Linked DNA regions of Mus musculus: region 2 is linked to region 1. The links are chromatin contacts, found by Hi-C or POLR2A ChIA-PET in ENCODE. All regions are on one chromosome and are shown on one strand. Each heading gives the region's core, a stretch centred on a gene start or an enhancer-like site at or near the end of the contact. The rest is flanking DNA. Distances are from core to core; before and after follow the strand shown.

Region 1 (3,513 bases), core at 558-3,057:
AAAATAAAACCATTAAGCCAATTGCCTTGCTTGCTTATGGGAGCAGGTTCCCCTGCCCTGCCTCCTGCAGCCCTGCTCTCCCGTTCACATGTGGAGGGGACACAGCATGCAGGCTTCGCACATGTGCTCGAGCGTGTTTTCAGAACCTCAGTGGGTTTGCAGTGGTTGAGCCCCGCTTTCATCTGGAAGCCCTTTGGGGCTGATTAGGTTGTTTTCCTTTCTTTCTTTCAAAACAAAACATTACTATGGTAATGTGTCATCCAATAGAATTTTTAGAGACTCAAAGACTTTTTTCTTTCAGTAGACAGGATAGAGACTTGTCCCTGCCGTGCTGAGGTGTTGCTCTGGACCCTCTGTGGAGGGTGAGTCTGACGTCTGCCTCCCTGCTCAGTGAGTGTTTCTGAGAAAGCAGATTGGTGTTGGGGTCCCAGTCTTTAACCACAGGAACAGAGAAAAACTCTCCAACCCTCACAGACAGCATCAGCACAAATTGTCCCAGGCATAAACAAGAGCTTTCACACACATGACATGTGGGATGTAAGTGGGTACTAATGAGCTCACTACAAGACCAGAGTCCTCTCAGAAGTTCTGGGGCTCAAACCTAAAAGTGTGTGTGATCACAGGAGAGCAGAGGTGTGCTCGGCCTTGTCTAAGGCCTGGATCTGCATGTTTGTATTGGATCACTGCAGTGGCACAGAGGAGACAGGACCAGGACGCATCACATCGCTTGGAAACGCAGGCTCAGATGAGGACAGTTTTGTCAGAAGGTTCATGCCGCCAAGAGGAGGGCAGTGTCCAGAACCTAGGCCTTCCAGCTGTAGCTCTGTGTTCCTCCCCATGAGCAGCTTCCTATTAGGGTAGTGCTGTGCAGAACATTAGCTCAGTTGACCTTTCCAGAACCCTCTGTAAGCCAGGCCATGCTCCCTCAGTATAAACACAGAGTTTGGCTCCCAGCACCTAAGGGTTCAGTGCTAACGTGGCTAATTAGCATCCCAGCCCCAGAGGCCCAGGCCAGCCTGCCAGCATGTGCATAAGAATGAGAATAGAGTGGCACTCTGCTCTGTGTCCCCAAGCAAGACCTTCAGTGACATTGACAGGCCATTACCAGAAGTAGCAGGCCCCCTCCAGGCAGAGAGCCAGTTAGTGACAGTGGTAAGTAGGCCTGCAGCACTAGAAAGTGGGGGGGGAGCAGGGGGCAGGCGTGCTGCCTGTGGCAGGGCCCACAGCTCACATCTCGCTCTGTTCTCATCACTCGGCTTCTGGTGTCTTTACATTTTGTTTCTCAGACTCTCCCAGACATCTCTGCTGCCCCCGCCCCTCGGCCAGCCTCTCCCAGGCATTGTTTGCTCGATTTTTAGAAGATGCTTTGTGCATTTGGTGGGTTTCTGTTGAAACTGACTACTTGATTTCCCTGTTTCTTCCCTTTCCCCTGCTTCTTTTCATTCTTAGTTGTTTCTTCAGAGACTCCCTATGGAGCCAACTCCTGTGGTGTGGTCCTGACTACACTTGCATTTTCAGTCAGCACAGCATTGGACACAGTGGACATCGCCACGTTAGCATGCCCACCGTCCACCATCACCCCAGGTTCAGTGCATACCCCGAGACCGCCTCAATGCACATCCCCAGGGCAGTGGAGCGCGCTGCTATGGGTGGCCCACACTTGGGGTGTGTTTGTGTGACTCCAGCACCGTCTGTATTTGGGTGTCAGTTTGTGAGAGCTCAGTTTCCCATTCAGCCTCCAAGCCATTACTACCTGCTTTGTGGCGGCTCCTCAGTAGATGTGTGATGGACCCAGGGCGAAAGGAGCTAAGTCTCTGTGTCTAGTGCATCTACCTGCCATCAAGTCGGCTCAGCGTGCACTGCAGACACCAGCCGGCCTGACTTAAGACACTGGCATATGGGGCTGTTAAGACTGCTCTTCCCAAGGTCCTGAGTTCAAATCCCAGCAACCACACGGTGGCTCACAGCCATCTGATGGGATCTGGTGGCCTCTTCTGTGTTCATGAAAACAAAGTGCTCGTACATAAAATACACAATAAGAAAAAATTAAAATTCTGTCCTATAACAAATGTTCTGCTTTCATCATTGACATTTCCCCTCTACTGAAGCAAGCCATGGGCGAAGGAGAAGTTTAGAGAAATGGAAGCTCGTGCTTGAGCCTTGCTGCTCCTGAGTCCCAGGGTGCAGATTCTGACGACACCCTGCGCCTCCGCCACCCTGCTCACTGTTGCTGGCCTTGGGATCCAAGCAGGCCGAGGCAAGGGCGACCCCTGGGGGTAGAGCGTGGAGTTACCACACTTGCTGTTAGAAGCAAAAAACAACAACCCCTTGAGTCGTTCATGAAGGTTCCTGCAACATCACGCTTTCGTCAGAGTGATCCCCCTGTTCCCGTGCGTTCTCTTCAGCTGCAGTTGTGATTATACTCAGCCAGGTTCCGCTGCCCTACTGGAAAGTAGAGCAGTGGCCCCTGCTCCCAGGGGAGCAGACCTGTGCCAGGGCGAGTTAGGCAAGACCCGTGCCAGCGCCCCTTCTCCTCTGGCCTCAGCTGCCTGTGCAGATGTCACCACATGGTGGGAGCTGGGCTGGAACATCAGGTGACCTCTAGGTTTGGGCCTCAGGAGGTTGGTTTATTTTCCTGTGATTTGCACGAGATGTTTTATTTGCTTCAAGTGGAATCCAGCTATGACAGTATGCAAATCACCCGGGAGGCTGAGGCAGGAGGATCCAAAAAATAATGATTGTCAGGCTGAGAGATGGCTGGGCCACAAAGGGCACTTGCTGTTCTTGGAGAGGATCCAGGTTTTTAGAGGGTAATTGTGTCAACCTTCACTCTTTGTGGATCGGACACTGTGCAGTGATGCTCTTCTGGGCCTTAGGCCCAGTCCACTTACCTGCGACAGTTCTTAGGGAGTAGTTTTGTATCTTGACTCTGAAAGCCTCCATCTTTGCCTGGCGTGGTGCATGGCTGAGGCTTGGGGTCTTGCCTCTGAATTTGAGGTGGGAGGGTTGTTTTTAATTTGATGCCAGACTGGGCCACATAGCAAGACGCTAAATAAAGCAAGAAACAAGGCAGAGAGCCCTCAGCTCCCAGTGTTCATCACTGAGTCTGCTTCCCTCCGCTCGGCCGCGTCCTTCCCTTCCCCTCCCTGTGACAGTGTCCAGTCTGGATGTGCTAACCCTTCTGCCTGTCACCGTCAGTCAGCTGGTGTGTCTGTGCCTGTACGCAGTAAATGCACTAACAATGTTGGCTGGGCGTTGCCCCTCTTGCTCTCTACCTCACCCCCTTCTGATTCACATCCTTGCTGAATAAGGAGCCCACCAGCTGGCCCACAAGCTCTGAGTCCCCCTGTGTCCACACCCCGCCTCAGCAAGTCCTGGAATCACAGGCATGCATGGCCACGGCTGGCTCCTTATTTGGTGCTAGCAATCCAAGCTCAAGATTTTCCCGTAGAGCAAGCGCTCACTCACTGAGCCAGCTCTAGACCCCCAAATGGATTTCTTTCTCTCTTTTCT
Region 2 (3,513 bases), core at 310-2,809, 34 kb before region 1:
TGGCTGGAGAGAAGTTACTTGAAGGCTTTCATGGGTTTGACTGTCCTTAGCATTCTCTGTCGTGATATGCTGAACACACAGACTCTTACCCTGTGCTTGCTGCATGTGTGTTAGGGAGCCAGCAGTCTCCAGCGGGACTGCCTTTAGCAAGTCCAGCAAGCTTAGAGCACAGCTCCCTCCTACCACTCCCCAGAGCCTCGGCTTAGCTGAGCTGCCTGTGTGTAACTTGCTGTGCAGGTGGCCCTCTTTCTAAAAGTTTTTATTAGTGAGTACGGGATACTCTGCAGTTAAGAGCACTTGTTGCTCTTGCTGAGCACTTGGGTTTGATTCCCGGCGCCCACATACTGACTTGCAACCATCTGTAGCTACAGCTCCAGGGGATCTCGCATCCTCTTCTGACCTCAGGCGCCAGGCATACATGTGGTACACAGACAAATATACAGACAAAACAACCATACACATAAACCATAAAAACGAATCTATATTAAGTTAGGCAAGTCTTGTTTTTTTGAACTATGCCTCACTATGTGTGGCCTTGATTGGCTTGGAACTACTTTTGTAGACCAGGCTGAATCATGAACTCACATAAAAACCACCTGTCTCTGTCCCCAGAGTGCTGGGATTAAAGGTGTGAGCTACTACACACAGCCTTTTTTTTTTCCCTTTAAATGTCTCCTGTGACTGTTAGTGTTGAATGCAGTGAAAATGTGTGATTTATAAAGCTTCTTTGAGAATCATTGACAGACAAATTAAAGGCCAGCCACCTCCTACCCAGAAGTGATGAGCACCGGACTCGGTGTTTCATCAGGAATCTCATGCATGTACTGTGATCGTCTTCTCTTGGGAATCTGTCCCACGTGGGTGGACAGGGTCACTACATTTCTTCTTAAAAGACACTACATTTCTTCTTAAAAGAGACTCCAGAGTTTAAGACATTTGTCTCAGCTGATACCTTACTGGTTTTTTTGTTTTGTTTTGTTTTGTGTTGTGTTGCTCTTGTGTTTGTTTTTTGTAGTTTTTGTTTGTTTGTTTGTTTGTTTTTACTGTTTATTTATATGTTTGACCTATACACATGTCTTTGTACCGCCTGTGTGCCGACGGCGTTGGGTCCCCTGGAACTGGAATTACAGGCAGTTGGGAGCGATCATGTGGGTTCCAGGAGTCAAACCCAAGTCCTCTGGGAGAGCAGCCAGTGCTCTTAACTGCTGAGCCACCTCTTAGCTCCCTACTGTTCTTTTAATATAATACATCCAGTCTGCGTTGAAAAGTGCCTGTCACGGAAACAGCAGCTTCTTGGGGGCCTGGCCGTCCCTCACAGAGTCTCTGGAGCCTTTCTGAGGTTGCTGCTAGCTGGGGGGGGGGGGGGGGGGGGTTGGAAGTCTTCTGCGCATTCCTCACTGATGCCCTGGAATGGCGTCTGCGGAGCCGCTGGCAGGATTCTGCTGATGGGAGCTTTCCTGTATTTCCCTCAGGATGTGTTTCCTCTCACACAGGCCAGAGAAGCACGTCTGTGTGACTCTGTAGACAGACAGTGCCTCAGTCAACAGGAAAACGCTGGGGTGGTGGGCCTTTTCTTAAAGTGAGACTGGAGGAGACAGATGGAGGAACGTTTACTCAGGTGCTTCAGGGACAGTTTATTCTCTGCCACTGCAGTGTCGTTCTGTCTTCCCTTCTCAAACGTCACCGTTCTCCCTGTGCAGTAACCGCAGAACCCTGAGATGTCGCTTGCTGTGGGCTTGCAGAGCCATTGCCGGAGAGGCCGCCCAAAGCCGTGGGGGTCCCTGCTGGTTGGTCTTGCTCCTTCCTTAGGATGCTTCCCGCAACACAAGCAAATCTGTTTCTTGTTTCCCCATGTTAGGTATAATGAACAGGACTTTTCAGAGTTTACCTTTCCTTTATTTGGAGTCAAAGCTGAGGTATATACCGCCTGCCTACCTACCTTGGGAGCCTAGTGGCAAGGCTTGAAGTCCCAGCCCTTGGGATGCAGGAGCAGGAAGGCTGCAAGTGTGAGTCCTAGCCTGGGCTGCACAGAGAGACCCTGTCTAAGAAACAAAATTAAAGCCCGGATTACCGGGTAATCAGTTCTCTTGGTTTCAGCTATACCTAGAAACCAGGGCGGAGAGACAAATGGCCATGTTTCTGAGATTGACACCGGCCCTAGAGAGGACATTTAGCGTGGGCCTGGGGCTCAAGCTTTCTCTCTCCTGGCTGGCTCTTCAGGTGTAATAGGCAGGGTTGTGTTGGCTGTGAAGAAATGTGGTGATCAAAGCAACTGGGGAGGAAAGGGATTTTTGCTTGAACTTCCACGTCACAGTTCATCATTGAAGCCAGGACAGGAGCTCAAGCAGGGCAGGAACCTGGGGGCGGGAGCTGATGCAGAGGCCATGGAGGGTGCTGCTTACTGCCTTGCTCCTTCCATATGGCTTGCTCAGCCTGCTTTCTTATAGAACCCAGAACCACCTGCCCAGGGATTGCCCCTCCCACAATGGCTGGGCCCTCCCCCATTGATCACTAAGAAAATGTTCTTGCACACAGCCCTGTCCTCTGGAAGCCATTTTCTCTATTGAGGTTCCTTCCTCTCAAATATCCATAATTAACATAAAACTTGCAGGCATGTCAGGTAACCCAAGCTAACATCAAGTTTGCTTTGTGACCAAGGATAGCCTAATCTTGCCTTTGCCTTTCAAGTGCTAGGTTACAGGTGAGTGATACCACATCTGGCTTTTGTATTTTGTTGTTTTTCCTCTTTCAGTGCCGTCACATCTGTGCATAAGTCCAGGGTCTTACCATAGAATCTTTGGTGGTCTGGAAGTTACCATGTAGACCAGGCATTCCTTGAACTCAGAAATCCACCTGCCTCTGCCTCTGAAGTTCTGGGACCTAAAGGTGTGCACCAGCTAGATTTTGTGGGAATTAAAAGACATATTTACGGGCTGGTGAGATGGCTCAGCGGTTAAGAGCACTGATTGTTCTTCCAGAGGTCCTGAGTTCAAATCCCAGCAACCACATGGTGGCTCACAACCGTCTGTAATGAGATCTGACGCCCTCTTCTGGTGTGTCTGAAGACAACTACAGAGTACTTACATATAATAAATAAATCTTTAAAAAAACAAAAGACATATTTACACTGTCTCCTGCTTGGATCTGTTGTGAAATCTTTTGAGCCTTTCCTTAATTTGCTCAATGGCTCAACTACGCTATCCTTTTAAATAGTTTTGTGTACGTATGTGTGTGCATGTGAGTGTGCAGGTGCATGTGTGTTTTCAGGGGGGCCATTCTTGGGCGTTTTTCCCTGCCTTTTTTTTTCTTCCTTTTTTTGACAGTCCCCCAGAACTGGCTCTGGCCAGCATGGATCCCTGGCACGGGGTCACCAGTGTGTTATCCCAGCTCTTCTGCAGCAGTTCTGGGGACAGAGTCGGCCCTGCTCCTTATGTGCCAAGTGCTCTACTGGCCGAGCTCTGCCTTGTTGGCCTATCTATCGTTTTGTTGATCTTTGGAGTCTTGCTCCCAATT

The links. A loop is a pair of places that touch in the nucleus more often than their neighbours do. ChIA-PET counts read pairs that join two places held with the same protein, here RNA polymerase II (POLR2A).
Region 2: a loop to region 1 is called in a map of heart, with 2.5 times the contacts of the local background. The contact joins two enhancer-like sites. A Hi-C loop is called at or near these places in 4 of 37 maps with a recorded cell type or tissue (T-helper 2 cell and heart). POLR2A ChIA-PET finds 5 or more read pairs at or near these places in 3 of 5 experiments (Patski and embryonic stem cell).

What each region holds. Positions count from the first base shown.
Region 1 is chr5:113,853,430-113,856,942 of GRCm38, reverse strand. The region is part of intron 3 of Coro1c (coronin, actin binding protein 1C); the gene reads left to right. Among named protein-coding and RNA genes, the nearest start is that of Gm52824, 13 kb to the right of the region's middle. Within about 2 kb of position 1,807, at least 1 of the 3 ENCODE cell types and tissues checked has a DNase peak (open chromatin) inside an H3K27ac peak, as active enhancers do; it is heart, where a contact is called at or near this core.
Region 2 is chr5:113,887,382-113,890,894 of GRCm38, reverse strand. The region is part of intron 1 of Coro1c (coronin, actin binding protein 1C); the gene reads left to right. Among named protein-coding and RNA genes, the nearest start is that of Gm42005, 16 kb to the right of the region's middle. Within about 2 kb of position 1,559, at least 1 of the 3 ENCODE cell types and tissues checked has a DNase peak (open chromatin) inside an H3K27ac peak, as active enhancers do; it is heart, where a contact is called at or near this core.